2 separate regions of the Mus musculus genome follow, and region 2 is linked to region 1. The links are chromatin loops, found by intact Hi-C in ENCODE. Cell type or tissue: heart. All regions are shown on one strand. Each heading gives the region's core, and the rest is flanking DNA. Links, peaks and the distances in the headings are about the cores only.

Region 1 (8,326 bases), core at 324-8,323:
CTTCCAAAAGGTTGTCATTTCTAACATTTCCAACCAACGGCCAGACTAGGAATATAAACTGAAGAGACTGCTCTTAGAAGCTGACGTGAGTGAATCAATCCTAGCACAGGACCCACTGAACAAAAGACCCAGAGAGACAGCAGCTCTCTCTGAAACCATAGAAAAGCCACAGTTTCCGAGAGCCTCCCCCAGGGCCACCCAGCATCAGTTTTCCTATTACAATGAAACATGAGATCCTGAGGTCTGTCCTGACTGACTCTCTAAACTACAACCATACGAAAGAGGGAAGGGCTTCTCCTCAGCTCGCCATGCCTGTGGTCAGTGGCTTCAGCTTCAGGTCAGACACTTTCCTGGAATTGGGTGGAAACAACTACTCAGCCATGAAGGCTAGTTTGCAGTCTACGAGCTCCTAGGCCTTGCCTGCTATGGGTGAAGCTTGTTTTACTGACACTGCTAGCCCAGAAGGGCCCAGATACCAGGACATGTGAGGGCACTTGGTAGTACCTCCGTGGAGCCTTACCTGTCCCCTCTTTTCCTAAACCCATTCAGAGTTGCTCTCAGGGAAGAGCAATTGATCCTGGCCTTTCACTGGGAAGTGGAGTATGAGGAAAAACAACAACAACAACAAAACCCAACCCATACCTGTAGGTAACCGAGATCGAGAACGAGTCTCCGGGGAGACTGCAATAGAAGTAGACTTGAGTTTAGGAACAAAGGCCTTGGTGCCATTTACTAACTTAGTGGTGCAGAACAAGTTATTTACCATATTTGAGTCACATCTGCAGAGGAGCTTAACAGCTTCCTCGTGTGCCGAAAGGAACAAATGAAATCTTATGTACAAAAGGGTTTAGTAATCTAAACTGTTCCCAGCCTGGTTCATTGTCAGAACTGCCAAAGGGTTTGTTCCTTTAATTTAATTATAGATCTCTGGATCCGTCCTAAGAGCCTGCTCAGTTAAAAATCTCTGGAGAAAGCTTCAGGAACGCATCCTTCAGAAACATCCTGGGCGCTCTCGAGATGCTGTCCTAAGTCTGCACCATCACACGGCTGATGCTGTTAACGCTGATGGGATGCTGTGGTGTGCTTCTAGGGTGGAGCCTAGGTGGCTTCCCTGGGTGCGTGGAGGAGAGGAGCCCTCACACTTAGAGCAGAGGTGGCTCCTGCTGCTGCTATGTGTTCTCCTAGACAAAGAACACACACTCTTCTCCCACCCCTCCCTACCAAGCCCAGCAGATGCAGGGGAGTCAGAAGCAAGACATCAATTTAGTAATGGCTTCCACAGCCAAAGACAACTACCACGCCTTTGAATGCAGTCCTTGTGCTTTAGAGTGCAGAGGAGGGGACCCCTCCTACCAGTGGTCAGGAGAGACGTAATGCAGACATGCAAGCCCTGCAAGGCTAGGAAGGAGCAAGTGTCTTGAGGGACAGATCCTACCGGTTTGCCAATAGGCAGCCGGCTTCGGCTAGTCCCAGCTTTCACTGCCTCTCTGACTTCATCTGTAAAATGTTCCTGAAATGTGTCTTCCACAGGAAGCTTCCAGAGCAAAGGAAATAACACACAGGAAGGGTTGAAGGACACTGGCAAAGGCCACACACACACACACACACACACACACACACACGCATTGCAACGTGCGCATTCGTGCATGTGTGTGTGCATGTATATGGCTGCATAAGGACATGTGTGCACATGTGTAAAATTCCAAAGTGAATGCTGAGCATCTTCTTGGATGGCTTTCCACCTTATTGATGAATGGTCTGAGCCTGGAGTTTGCCATTTCAACTACTTTAGCCAGCAAACTTGGTCCATTTCTGTAAGTTTCCGCTAGTTCCAAGAAGTCCCTACCTCTCCTTCTTAAGCACAGACCTACAGGTGGCCACCCCACCCACTCATTTCCTCCTGGCTGCGTTCTGGGCATCTGAACTCTGGTCCTTGATCTTGCATAGCAAACACTTTAACCACTGAGCCACGTCCCCAGCTCCACTGTGCAACGTTTTGCTCTTTAAAAGTCTGGTAACTGTGCTAGAGAGGTAGCTCAGTCAGCAGTGGGCTTTGCCTTCCATACCTGAAGCCCTGGATTGGACCTCAAGAGCTGCAGAAACCCAACATGGTTCCATATGCTTGTGTATTCAGAAGGTGGAGGCAGGAAAATCAAATGTCCAAGGTTTCACAGTGAGCTTCAGGCCAGCCAGGACCCTGTCCCACTAACAAAATCTACTACTAAGCATGATGGCTGATGCTGACCTCCCAACCCAGCCTGGTTCTTTCCCCTGTTTCCTAGAGTCAACATCCTGTGAATGCCAGACTGGCATCACAACCATATTTCTTCCCTTGGTTTTGTCATCTCCAAGTAGGAGAGTGTTCCTCTCCTAGACCTTGGGTCCCTCAGTGAGTTACTTTTACTGATGTCAGTAAATCTGTTGGCCACACTGACTAGGTCACTAGTGTTGGCTAGCTGGTGCTTGGATTCCAGTGAGCTCCAACCTGGCAATGGTAATTTTGATCTTGTTTTTCTGCAGCCAAAACACAGATATTGGGTGAAGGATTTCTCATTTGGTAGAGTGTTTGCCTAGCATGACCAAAGCTCTGGGTTTGATGCCCAACATGGCATAAAACTAGGTACACTAGACCATGCCTATAGTCCCAGAACTTGACAGGAAGAGACAGGAAGATCAGAAGTTGAAAGTAAAACTTAGCTACATTCTGAGTTCGAAGCCAACCTAGGGATGTGTGAGCCCTTTTCTTCCCCAAACCGTAAAGTAAAATAAACCCTTTAGTAGCCCCTTCGAGCTCTGTTGGTTCCATCTCCCACCTTCCTTTGCCTGCTCATTCCACTGAAACAGCTAGTCTAGGCATCATTTCTTTCTTTAAAAAAAAAAAGATTTCAACTTATTTATATTCATCATTTCTCTAATCCTCTAAACATACTGCTGCCCCAGACCGTTGATGTCCCCTGGTCCCCCTGCCATGACTGTTCCTGTTACGGAATCCACGTGGCTTCTGAGTCCTTTATTAGCTTAACGGACATTTCTGTAACAAATAGAAATCCCTTCCCTTCCTTCCTGCTTTATTCTTTTCCAGATTACTCTCTGAGATACACACATTTTTATTGTGTGGTCTCTTCCCTCTAGTATGATGGCAAAGAGATTTTTAAATCACATTGACTCCTGTAACCCCAGAGACAAGGCCAGCATCTGGCACACAGTAGGTGTTCAGCTAGTATTTGATAAAAGGAAGATTAGTCCAGATCAGGTGATTTTTGTTTGTTGGAAGGGATTTCTTTTGCTTTCTTTCATGTAACTCAGGCTGGCCTTGAATTTCCTACACAGCTAAGGGTCATTGACCCTGAACTTCTCATTCTCTGTCTCATAAGCGCTGGGATTACAAGCATGAGCCACACCCAGTTCGTGTGTTACTGGGGATCAAACCCAGGGAGGGCTTCTTGCATGGTAGGCAGGCAGCCTGCAAATGGAGATACATCCCTAGCCTTCTAGATTAGTTTTAATAACAGGTTCCAAATAACCAGGCCAGCTGGTATTTTGTTAACTTCCACACTCTTAAAAGCAGGGGTGTGGTGGCAGGGCAGACAACTAGGCCTTTGTTTGTTTGTTCGTTTTGGTCATAATTACTATTTCCTCGGTGATAGTATTTTCTGTATTTTGCTCTAGCTCAAAGCTTCCCTGAGGCTAGTTGACAGAGTGAACTTGCCTAAGAGTTCAGTGGTTCTCAAGATGATTTCCTTGTTTCTTTGTTGGAACGCCATCCCTTTAAGAGTCAGATCCAGACGGCCTGTTCAGCCGACTTCCAGTGTTAAAGTTATTTCCAGTGGTGCGTGGGTGGGAGGAGGGAGCTACGTTTGTTCCTTAGTGGTTTGGAAAGGCCTTCGAAGATGTCTTCCTTTCCTACCCAAGTCAGTTCATTCCCTTAAAACCCTTTTCCAAACCACGCAGCACAACCCCTTAGACTAGGCAGCCTTCAAGGCGCACTATCGGCTCTGGGTGACATTTGGGAGCATGTTTCTCCCCTCTTTAGGATGTGTCTTAGGAGAGGGTGACCTTTTCTCCTTGGGGAGTCACAGAATGATAGTCATACAGTGTTCTGTGTGGACTGACAAGATTCAGGCTTTTAGTTCTCTGGAGAGAGTTTTGCTCTGGCATTCACAGGGTGTTGACTCTAGGAAACAGGAGAAAGAGCCAGCCTGGGTTGGGAGGTCAGCACAGGAATTATCAGTATATGGAATCTATTCAAAGCCAGGAATATGAATAAAACTGATTTGGGAACAGCTGGGGATGTGGATCAGTAGGCAGAATACTTGCCTTGCACACACAATGCTCTCCATTGGACTCAGAGCACCATAGGAACCAGGTGTGATGGGGTTGCCTGCAGTCCCAGCCCTTGGGGAGAAGAGGCAGGAAGAGCACAAGAAGCTCTATATATAGCATCTGTACAGCAAGTTTGAGGGCCTTGGTTTTCAGCCTGGGCTCCTCCAATATTTAGGGGAGGAGATGAAATAACTCACAACAGGATCTGAGCAGAAGCAATTAATGGAGAAGGTGGAGAGAGGAGACTCCTGAAGGCTAAGTACGTTTAAGAAATCATGAGCCAAGGAGGACTCAGCCATCTTTATGTCTTGCTGGAGATGGAGGATGCAGCTGGCTGTGGACAGGGCGATGCTGTGATGTCAGTACCCTCAATAGGAAAGGAGACACTGAAAGTGGGAAGAGTAGAGAATGCAGAAAATGCGCTGAGAAGTTTTACTGTTAGTGTGTTTTATACCTTAGGTTTGGCCGGAAGGGGGAACAGAGGACATGAGCCCTCACTGGAAGCCCAGTTGCTCCTGCCGTTGGAAACTTCTCGACTGACAAGAGAAGCTAGTACTGATTCTGATGTCATGGGGCCTACGCTAGGCTTCTTACTCTTGGACTGACACAGTCGCAGGAAGCCAGTGCTGATGATGTCATGGGGCCTACGCTAGGCTTCTTACTCTTGGAAACTTATTTTCAGTAGAGAGGTTAGAGAGAGAAAGCAGGAGGGCCAGTGCAAATGTAAGATGTCGGAGTGTTGGGTCTTCCTAATGGCTGTTCCATCACAAATGTTAATGGCAAACTTTCACCTGCCCCCAGCTTCCCAGATAAGTTCAGCACAATTAGTAGATACTGGTGGATATCTAGGGCAGAGTGGGGACCTGACTTAGGAGCTATGGGGTCTTGAATTACTCTGACTTTTGATTACACTGGTTAAAAGATCTCTGTTAAGTGGGCGTCGGTGCTGCTCCCTGCTGTCTTCGGTTACAACTGAGGTCGTAGTTCTCAGGTTCTCAGAACAATATTTGACATGAAGACAGTGTTACTTGGTTTTGTATTTCCATTGCCCGAGTATTCGGGTCACTCTGCCGTAAGGAACACATTCTCCTTTTCCTTTCTCAAAATGCAGGTTGCGTGAGGTAGCCTAGCTTTTTATTTCTAGCTTTCTATCATCTTACTGGTCCCGTTCAAATAGTTTTCACAATAATAACAACAAAATGTGTTCATGGGTGAGACGTATTGTTCATTGAGAAAGCATTAAGTTAACGGTACAAAGTCCTTGAGTAAAGAAAAAAAAAACCTAGGACTGCAATTTTTTTCTGCATTCTACTATCACTCTCAATACAAATAGTATTTTACGAAGAGTCTGTTGAATGCGGTATTGATTTGTTTGTATGTTGGTCATAACTAATGGCTGGAGAGTCCCGTGATGCAAATTTTAAGGATCCCAATTTTAAGGATCAGGAGGCTGGTCCTCAAAAGTTGAAGGAGTTACTTGAGGCCAAATAGCTCAGCAGAGCTGAGAGGCAAAGCCAAGTGAGTAGACTCAACAGCCCTCCCTGGTGCCTCTCGGCACTGAATGCATATGCTGTGAACTGTCACAGAGACCAGCAGGACTTTACAACTCTGTAGATAAGCCTGAGACCTTATAATAGGTTGTTTGGAACAAGGAAAGTGACAACTGAATTAGGTCGAGTGTGTATATGCAGCTCTTCTTGGGTGGCTTTAAGTCCTGGGTGAAAGAATCCCTTATAGTTGAGTGGCAGGCTGACTGTAGTCTCCTGTCTGTCTTCTTTCCTTGGATTGACACAGATCTGAGCCTGAGTTTCCCCAGCACAGCTGACACCTAAATACGAGAAAATGAACAAGACTTGGGAAGTTCGGGCTCCAGGCTACTCTCATAGGGCTTCCTCGGGGCTCCCTCTGAACTGCCTGCCTGTGTCAGCGGCCTTGTCTTCTAGGTCTAATGTCACCCTGTCAGTGGAGAGAAGGGGGAAGGGAACCGGAAGTCATTTGCTGATGCTTGACCAGGCCCTGTGTGACTTCTCAAAAGCTAAGGAACCGCCACCAACAGCCACAGCAGTTCTTGGAGAACAAGACACTCTGGGCAGCTTAAAAGGACCTGCGGTGACACCCCCGGGGTGTAGCAGTGGAAAACAGACACACTTCAAGGGGCCTGTTTCCCCTCTGCTGAACATGGGGTACTCACAAAGCTAATTATAGCCACCATCTCCCCACCCCCACTGGCAGCAGCTGACATCACCAAGCCCTTGGGCTGATTGCAGTGATTCAACCACGCCTAATACTTGTGGCTGGGGACCACAGGTTTCCAGACTATCTGGGTGTGGCCAGAATACCTTCCTTGGGGCTACAGGCTCATGATGCCCTGAAGTGATTGTTTGGGGGAACCATAGACTAGGATCACTTCTTTGGGGGCAAAGAGCTGTATCTACATCAATCAGTATAGAATTTCTTTTAACTCACTAAACGGACAATACAACATGATCAGGAAGTTCCCTCCAAGTCTTCTCCCCATAGTCTCTGTTATTTCAGTTACAGGGGGTCCTAAGCAGTTCTTGGGATGAGAAATCAAGATCCAGAAAGAGGCCGAGGATGGACAAGGAAGACAGGATCTCTTCCCTCATCCTTACTTTAAGGCTCCGGGGAATGGTAAGATAATTGGAGGAAAATATTGAGACCTAGAAGACGTGGCCGCTGACACAGGCAGGATGTTCAGAGGGAGCCCCGAGGACGCCCCGTGAGAGTAGCCTGGAGCCCGAGCTTCCCAAGTCTTGCTCAGCTTCTTGTATTTAGGTGTCAGCTGTGCTGGAGAAACTCAGGCTCAGATCTGTGCCAATCCAAGGAAAGGAGACTGGAGACTACAGACAACGTGTCTCTCTATGATAGATAAACTGTGAGGCTGCGGCAGCCATGCCCATGTCTTAGGAGGAAAACAGGACCGTCCTTCCTCTCTCCCTTCCAGCAAGTTCTCTGGGTTCTGCCCTGCAGCCTGACCTGAGTCTCAAAGTAGACAATATGAGGTTGCCATCCTCCTGGGGATAGAGGGAGCTCATGTCTGTAACCTACATTTCCTTTTAGAGTTGACCAGGTTAAAAACTCTAAGCTGAGAGTTTCTGAGAGACATCCTCAGAAGATCAAAGGACATTCAATGTCCCAAGGCATAGAGGGGCTGGAGATTTCCTTTCAGGATGTTCATCGTCCCTACCTGTACCCCAAGTTTTCTCTTCATCCTGGACCTCAACAGGCTCCACCCACTGCCTCCATGGTGTGCCTTCTACTCCAGCATGGCCAGAGAGTGCCTGTTTAAGTCCTCTCCCCACAGGGTCTGTCCCTGAAGGAAGCTGCTGGACCCGTGACCACTTTAATCTCCTCTGTTTCTGGAACCTTCTTGAGGCTGGAACATGCAGATTTGACTAAATTTCAAGGAGCTGAGGTTCATAAACCCCTAATCTCAGGGTGACTGGCCTGATAGTCAGAGGACCTTGGTGGAGGCTGAAGAACTCACCCTGCCGGGTGAGAGCGCAGCTGCGAAGCACACGCTGCATCCTGCAACGCAAACAGAAACTTCTGCTGCCTGTTTGGAATTGGGTTTTGTAATTATTCCTTGCTGAGGGAGGCAAAAGCTGTGTACATCAATGTGATGACTTCGGAGGACAGAGAGAGAAGCAGAGGGGGCTGAGGGGTGCAGAGAGGAGGAGAGCAGTAGTCAGCACTGTGGACTTCCTTGGTGGCTCTCCAGAAATATCTGCCATGAAAGATCAGTAATGCTCCTCAGAGATGAGAGCCCCTCGCTACTCACAGTAGTCAGGAAAGGCCTGCTGATGCAAAAGCTTACTGAATGGTGTCTGCAGACACTCATAACATAGCAAGTGTAAGACCTCATTCCTAATGGACATTAGCAGCAACAGTACAGGTCTTCTGATGACAACAACCTCCCATCAACGATGGCAACCATGCAAGTCTGTTCCGACCAGAGTGCTCCCCAGAACTGCCTGTCAAT
Region 2 (8,326 bases), core at 297-8,296, 55 kb after region 1:
AGCTTCAGCTTTATAGTGAATTCAAAGCCAGCCTGGAATATAGGAGACCCCATGAGCATGAAAACAAAACAAAACAAACAAACAAACAAAAAAGCAAAACAAAACCTGCTCAGGACACTGAATTTGGTCAGGTGACACCAAGAACACCACTTCCTGTTAGGAGAAATTTAGCTAAGAGCAATAAACCCCACCTCCCACCTCCCTTCCTTAGAGCTTCTCTGTTTCCTCTTGGATAAAGGAAGGGAGGCAATAACAGAAACAGTAAAATACTTTGTGGTAGGCTAACTAATGACTCTCCAAAAGATATCTATGGTCCCCCGCCCCTTCCAGGTTTGTGTGTATGTGTGTTGGTTTTGGTTTGGGGGATGTTGTTTTGTTTTGTTGTTTGAGACCGGTTTTTCTCTGTTTAGCTCTCTCTGGCTGTCTTGGAACTCACTCTAGATCAGGCTGTCTGCCACTGCTTCCCATGTGCTGGGATTAAATGGGTGAGCCACCACTGCCAGGTGCCTATGTCTCAAAGAAAAGACTTTACAAGAATGACCTTATGAACCCTATAGGTGGAACAACATTATGAACTAACCAGTACCCCGGAGCTCTTGACTCTAGCTGCATATATATCAAAAGATGGCCTAGTCGGCCATCACTGGAAAGAGAGGCCCATTGGACTTGCAAACTTTATATGCCCCAGTACAGGGGAACACCAGGGCCAAAAAGGGGGAGTGGGTGGGCAGGGGAGTGGGGGTGGGTGGATATGGGGGACTTTTGGTATAGCATTGGAAATGTAAATGAGTTAAATACCTAATAAAAAATGGAAAAAAAAAGAAATTTAAATAAAAAAATAACTAATTAAAAAAAAAAAAAGAATGACCTTATGACGTTCAGGAGTGACTTTGACATGGGTAATTATTCCGGATTACCCACGAGACCACAGGGCAATCTTATGCATTCGTGGAATACTACTAAGCCATGAAAACTAACAGAGTCCTGCCATTTGCTGATGACAGGGATGGACCTGGAGTTGATTGTATCAAGAGCTTACCATCAAGCTTGCTGTTCTGTGTTTGCTCCTTGAGACCCATGTGATACAAGGAGAGAACTAGACTTTCATAAGCTGTCCTGCCTGCCTGCCTTTCTTTCTCTCTCTCTCTCTCTCTCTCTCTCTCTCTCTCTCTCACACACACACACACACACACACACACACACACACACACACAGAGAGTTTTCTATATGTATCATAAAAGACACCCAGAGGGTTTAGTGCAAAGAGAATACAATTAGGGATACAGACCGGGTGGAATGAAATGGGGTAGCCACAATCAAACAATTCCCATGAGCCACCAGACGCTCTCCCCCTGGAGCCTTCAGAGTGAGAACAACCTCACCAACACAGTTTCACCCCAGGGAGAGCAACTTGGAACATCTGTCCTCTAGAATATGGAGAGAATGCATTTCTGCTGATTAAAGCCATCCAGCCTATAGCCATTTGTTTGTTCCAGCAGCTGATAGAAACAGATACAGTGTTCCGACTTAGTGCCTGTCTACATCCACACAGAACCTCATGGCTCTTCCTTTGAGGTCTGACAGTGCAGACAGCAGGCCTGGGTTTGAGTCTCTGCTTTCCTCCGAACTAGTGTGACCCTAAGTATGTTGTATAACCTCTTTAAACCCCAGCTTCCTAGGTCATAAAACAGGCATGGAATATGTCTTCACTAAGCTGGGTAATGTAAATAAAGTGTTTCCAAGCCTCAGTAGTATGTCGACAGTAATCTTGCTCTTGTGCGGTCTCAGGGATTAAAGAAGAATTAATCAAGCCATCATTTTAGTCTGTCATGACCGGAGCAAGGCCTCTGAGGACCACAGAAGGAAACAGACTGTTCCCTTAAAGCCCCGCTGAATATCAAATATGAACACATAAAGAGCCCACTGAACCACTTCTTCGTTTATTTAATCAATTTGGGTCCTTGATTCTGATCTCACCTCAGGAATGGCAGCTGCCTGGAACTAAGCAACTTCTACAGTACATTTGGACTCCGCTCTGGTTCTCAGGAGGCTCTAGATCGCCACCCATCCTCAGGGCCTTCCATGGAGGACCCCCACTTGGCACCCCATGCAAAACCCTTCATATCTTCTCCAGGTGTTGTAGTGTTTTGGAAGTCAGCAGAAAGCAGAGGTCTCGGTCCACTTTGTAGCCTTTCACGGAGCGGGCCAAACAGCACTGCAGCCTGTCTGAGCAGGTTGGCTAGGACGATGCATTCCTGAATAGGAGTCTTCTCTCCTTAGACCTCCCCCACGTTAGTAAGGAAACAAGGCTCCCAGTTAGGACACCTGGAGTTACCTCGTGAATGAAAGCCGAGGCAAGAACGAACTTACTGACTCGACCCTATCTGATTAAGTTCGCCCAACTCTTCAATTCTGGTGACGTAACTGAAAGAGAGAGCAGCACCTGCCACCATCCCGAACTTTGTGTCTCCACCGAGGAAATAAGCAAGCCAGGAATTAACCAGAGAAGGCGACGGCTTTCTATCAGGAGAGGTTCCAGCCCCTTGCCCTGGTGTGCACCGGCTCCAGAGAACTGTTGCAGGCTGTCGCTGGCAACCCTGCTCTTCCCAGAAGGCTACAGCTACAGCCACCTGTGCTCTCTTGCCCTTCACCTGCCCACCCTCGGAAAGGAAGGAGGAGGCAGGAGGGCAGCCCCCCCCCCAACCCCGCCCCATACTTTTGAGCACCCACAGCTTTCTGCGCTGCCGTCACCACTGACGAGAACCCTGGTCCCCTGGAGGAATCACTTCTTCCCATTCCATCCTCTCTTATCAATGAACACGCAGCGACACCCACGCTCCCGCTCCTCCCACTCCGGAGGGAGCCGGGAGCTCAAGAGCGACATCCGGAGCTGGAAGCCTCTGCAGCGGGGGCGCCGGCCACCCTGCCCCGCTGCCCCTCGCCTTTCGCCAGCCACCAGTAGACCGACCCCTAACCTCCGCTCCCAAACAGCTCACCACTCTGGATGGATAAGGGATCCAAGTCCTCCAAGGGACCCGCCTCTCCCGGGCTTAATATAAGAGACCTCTGGGGGAGCGCGCGCGAACCGCCCAGAGCTACCAGCGAAACCCGGGATTCGAACCTGATACCCCGGCCGTCCAGCATCCCCAAGCAATCCCCTAGCCCGACACTCCCGCCGCCAGCGCGCCCATCGTGTTCCCCTAAGCAGGTTTCAGGCAGCGCCAGGATGGCGAGCCGGAGCGAAGTCGAGGGTCGCGGGGCCCAGGCGGGTGACTTACGCGCGGGCGCGGGGAAAGCCCATGGACAGGAGCACGTCCAGCGCCGACCCATGCTTGACTGTGCCCGGGCGCTGCAGGCGGTCCCTGCGCGGGGTGACTTTGCTGTACAGCTCCTCGCGCGCGGCCATGCCGAGGGCTGGGGTCGCGGTGCCGAGTGCCCGCTCAGTGGCCGCCCATCGCCCGCGCGCCGGGGACTGGGGGTCCGGGGAGGACGGTGGGGGCGGTGCTCCCAGATCTCCGGGCGGAGACTGACGCTTCCTGGAGAGGCCACTGGAGCTCGGCGCGGGCCGGTGGCTGCTGCGGGTCCGACCTCAGCCCGCGGGGTCCCGGAGTCCCAGCGTTGCGCCGCTGCAGCCTTCTCTGTCCTCCGCCCCACCAGCTTCTCCTCCCCGAGCTGTCCGGGAATTTGCAATGAGTAATTTTTGAATGGATCAAAAAGGAAAAGCAGCCTTGTGGGCAGGCCCTGCCTTGCCTGCGCCGGGCCCCGCCCCTCTCTTAAAGCGCCCGCGCCGGCCCAAGCTGGGCTGGCTGGATTACAGCCAGCCATAGTAGGAATTGCTTCTAGACAGAAGGTCTCCAGAAGTAGGCCAGTGTGCTTGGATTCGCAGAGCCGTAGCTCTGCCCTTGGCTTGCATATCGATCCATCTGGGCCTCCGGGCTTCAGAATAGCCCATTTCACGTTTCATTTGATCATTGGCGAGGTCAGTAATGGAAACCCTCTGCACGGATGGAGGAGAGGTCCAGAAGGCTAAGCCATAAGACCCGGGAAAAGGTGTCACTTCAAATTGATCTCGCTAAAGTTACAAAGTTGTTACATCACTGTAGGCCGAGTACCTCACAGCCCTCAGTGACTGACTGGACAGCGACTTCTGGAAAAGGGCCTCTGATTCTTGGAAATGGAAGGACCTGAGAGGGCAAAGGCCAGGAAGGAAGGGAGAAGAGAAAGGGGAAGAAAAAAGGGAGGGGAAGCAGAGAAATGAAAGGCTAGGAGCTAGAAGGAGAAGGAACAGAGAAAGGACACTAATTATAGCACTTCCGAATGGAAAGAGCTGACTTTCATGAGTGAGTGCGCACCCTGTCTATAAAAGGGTTCTGAGTCGGGAGTCGGGATCCCTGCTGCATAGGAGCCACAAGTGAGCTCCCACCCCCACCCCAGTAGGACCAGCAACCTCCACCTCAAAGAACAGAAGTCATTACTGCTGTTGCCTGTTAAAGCTTGATCACCTGGAGACAAAGGCATTGTTCTCAATCAAGAACCAATCCCATTTGGTGTAATAGAAGAGGCACAGATCTTCTTTCGGGGTGGGGGGGTGGGGGCGGGGGGAGTGATGATGATGATGATGACGACAATGATAATACCTAATGTTTATTGGATCCATTTGTGTGCCCATGATTGTGCTGAGCATAATGGCTGAATTAACTCATGGGCCTTTTATGGCGCCCTTGAGGATGCCTACCTGTATAGCCTCGTTTTTTTAGAGATGAGAAAATTCAGCTCAGAGGGACAGAGGAAAACTGAAGAGCTCCAGCGTGAAGAGATGGAACTTTGACTCCCCGTGGTGCCCCGAACAGGTCACCTCTTCCCCCAAATGGGTTACCTCTACCCCCAACATCCTCGTAGTCCCATCTATACAGGGGTAGTCGGTAGCTCCAGATTCCCCAGGCACTAAAGCTCTTTCCTGCTTGCCTACTTAGAGTGCAGGGAAGGGGGAGGAGGGTGACCAAGATGGATAAAGCCCTCGCCATAGCTTTAAATGTTGCTTTATAAGGCACCCAAGAAAATGAAAGTTTAATCCCCTGACCTCCCATCCTCCACTGGTGTTTCTTCAGAGTATCCGTGGCATTTGGAAGTGGGAAGGTGAGACAGAGGAAGCCTGGGTAGGAATTTGCATATTTCTGCCTAGTGTTATGAAAGAGACCAAGGGCAATTCACATTTCCTAGGTGGGGGAGTTTCTTCTTCCCAGCAGAGGAAATGTCTAGCTAAGGCAGTGGTTGGAAGCAGCTTAGAAAACCATAATCCATAGACTAGCCTCCTTGGGATGTGTTCAGGAAAGTCTACTGGACAGTACCCAGCATTCTAAAGTCTTTTTTTTTTTTCAGATATCTGGGCTTGAGCCAGATGATCTGGATTTCAATCAAGAGAAAATACTGTCTATGGCAGCACTTTGTGCATCCAAAGCTGTGCACAGAACAGCGGCTCCAGTTTAGTGAGCCCTCACTAGATAATGGTGCTGTCCTTAGGGTTGTGCATGTGTGGCTCATTCTGTCTGTGCTTTGGCCGGATGCTGAAGTGACTCTCTCTTGAGAAACCTGCACCCATGTCCTAGGTATGTACTGTCTTCTTGCTAAGAACTTCTTTCTATCAATGCAAGAGCTTAAAGTTACATTGTGATATTTTCTTTTACATTTTTTTTATTTTTTTATTCTGTGTGTGTGTGTGTGTGTGTGTGTGTGTGTGTGTGTGTGTCTTTACAAGAGCACAGCAGTGTGGGTGTGGAAGTCAGAAGATAATTTGCCGGAATCAGTTCTCTCCCTCTACTGTGTGAATCCCAGGGACGGGACTCAGATCTTCAGTGTTCTTCTGAGCCATCTCACTGCGCCAAGTTTTCTTCTTAAATTCCAACTTTGGGGGAGGGGGTGTGTTGGAAAGATGGCTCATCCCTCTCGAGCATTTGTTGCTCTTGCAGAGGACCCAGGTTCAATTCCCAACTCCTACAGGATAGTTCATAACCTTCTGTAACTCCAGTTCCACGGAGTCCGATGCCCTCTTCTGACCTCCGTGAACACCAAACATGCATGTGGTACACAGACATGTATGTGGGCAAAAGACACATAAAATAAAATGAATAAGTCTGATAAAAATAAGCTTTCATAGTAAGCCAACAACCACTTACTGTTTTGACGACAAAGAGGATGCCAAACCATAAGACAGTTGAGTCTGTCTGTCTGTCTGTCTGTCTGTCTGTCTGTCTGTCTGTCTTTCTTTCTGTCTGTCTATTGTTTGTGGCAGTCTTCCTGTGTAGCACAGGTTAACCTCACACTGAAGATCTTCCTGCATCAGCCTCCTTCCAAGTGTTTTTATTGCAGACCTCTGCCCCCCTCCCCATGCCTCCCATGCTCTGTGTGATTGCCTTCTGTGCCCCTTGATACCGTTTGTTGGAGCTGTTTCTCTGGACAGTTTGCTTCAGTTGCTTTTCCCTGCCTCTGGAAAACTGCAGGGCAGAGAAAATGATGGGCCCCAAAACAGTTGCAAGGAGCCAGCAAAGGCCGCTATTGAGAACCTGTCACCTTCAGGGCAAACTGCTTTCTGTTCTGTCTGAGGGCAGTTTTTGCAGAAGTCCCAGCCTGGCTCCTCACCCTTCCTCAGCTCAGTGCCTGGACTTATTTTAATTGGGACGCTGCTATTTGCTGGGCACAGGGCTAGAGGGCTGGCAATGAAGATGCATTGTGCTTTAATTGCATTGGCTTTGAGAGGCGAGGAGAAGCTTTATAAACATCCATATTGTTATGTTACAAAGGAGGAAGAAGAATGAGGGTTCATCTGACAGTGTATCTTATAGCTGTGGGGAAGGAGGAGGCGGTGGGGGTGGGGGTGGGGGGGGAGGGCTTGCACAATGACAGAGCTGACGCATCAGTACTAAGCTGCTGTTCTCTCAGAGGAAAAGCAAGTTGTCACGTCCCTGTGCCCGGTAGTGTCAGAATCCACCCAGATCACAAAGCTCTTTTGTTTATGTGAATACTATTGCACTTCTTGTTACTGGCCCCAGCCACTTTCTTGCAATAGGACTTCCACAGAGACCATAGAGATGCCCAGAATGGGATCAGCTGACTTCACTTCCTCCTCTTCCTCCTCTTCCTCTTCCTCCTCTTCTTCCTCCTCCTCCTCCTCCTTCTCCTCCTCCTCCTCCCCCTCCTCCTCCTCCTCCCCCTCCTCCTCTTCCTCCTTCTCTTCCTCTTCCTGCTCTTTTCCTATCCGTCCTCCCCCTTCTTCTTCCCTTGCTGAAACACTGTCTCACTATGTAGCCCAGGCTGGCTTGAAAGGTATCCTCCTGCCTCAGCCTCCCAAGTGCTACGATTATAGCCAGCATACCAGCCCGTACTTACTCTTTCAGAAGTCTGTTCTGTCTTTCCCCCTCTCCTTCTCTTGGGCCAGGAGGAAAGGTCAACAATTGCTTCAGAACAGCGGGGAAAGTCCGAAGGCTACTTCCAGGTCTGAGGGCCGAGTGTGCTCCTGACGAATGAAAGCAGCTTTTGAACCTCTGGGAGTGACTGTAGCTCCTAATCTCCAAGGGAGTTCTTGGTGCATGTGACATCATGTGCTGCTGTCCTAGGCTCAGTTTCCTCAGCTGGCAGAATGTGGGGCTTCCCTTAGGCTGTCATCCCACGACACTGGAGCCCAGGAGCTCTTTGAGGGTGGGGGCAGGATTACCCAATGGAAACTGGGTGGATAAAGCAAGAATCTAACTTCCTCTTGTAGCGCAGAGAAACCCTGCCAGCTTTACATCTTGGGGAGTTTTATGAAGGTGTTTTTTTTTTTATGAAAAAGAGTTTGGAAATATTTTTAATAATTTTGAAAGCACAGAATAAGAGTTTTGGTTTAGTTAGTGGTTTGGGGTGTGTGTGTGTGTGTGTGTGTGTGTGTGTGTGTGTGTGTCTGTCTGTCTTTCTGTGTCTGTGTGTGTGTGTAAAATTGCATGAGCCCATGTGTGTTCTTCATGTATATGAGAGTCCCAGATCGACATCAGGAATCTTTCTCAACCATTCCCCACCTTCCTTATTTGTTTTGAAGCAAGGTCTCACAGTTAAACCCCAAGCTTGCTGATAAAGCAAGTCTGGCTAGCCAGCTAACTCCGGGATGCTCTGGGATGTGTCTCTACCTTTTTACCTTCTGAGTATGGAATTACAAACAGGCCACCATGCCCACCCAACACTTAGGTGCATTCTGAGATTCAAGCTAGTCTTCATGCTAGCACAAGCACATTTTGCACTGATCTATTTCCCTGACCCTGGTTTTTTGTGTTTGTTCTTGTTTGTTTGTTTTGTTTTT

What was found. Peaks named below come from ENCODE experiments on the same cell type or tissue, not always from the same donor. Only the 100,000 strongest peaks of a DNase experiment are listed, where the experiment ranks them.
Region 2: a loop joins it to region 1, with 1.8 times the contacts of the local background. A loop is called at or near these places in 4 of 42 quality-filtered maps.

What each region holds. Positions count from the first base shown.
Region 1 is chr9:41,098,990-41,107,315 of GRCm38, forward strand. All of the region lies in intron 1 of Ubash3b (ubiquitin associated and SH3 domain containing, B), which reads right to left. Among named protein-coding and RNA genes, the nearest start is that of Ubash3b, 55 kb to the right of the region's middle. In heart, for the core only: no CTCF peak of the experiment used is centred there; DNase peaks (open chromatin) are centred at 3,822 and 6,392; H3K4me3 peaks cover 692 bases; H3K27ac peaks cover 4,807 bases.
Region 2 is chr9:41,154,021-41,162,346 of GRCm38, forward strand. Ubash3b (ubiquitin associated and SH3 domain containing, B) reads right to left here and starts at 4,042. Exons shown (of 14, transcript NM_176860.6): 1 at 3,279-4,042. The coding sequence starts at 3,406. It overlaps Gm35657 (a long non-coding RNA gene), which reads left to right and starts at 4,623. Exons shown (of 8, transcript XR_870644.1): 1 at 4,623-5,606. In heart, for the core only: a CTCF peak has its summit at 3,724; DNase peaks (open chromatin) are centred at 2,891, 3,571, 3,651, 7,631 and 1 weaker place; H3K4me3 peaks cover 2,301 bases; H3K27ac peaks cover 2,301 bases.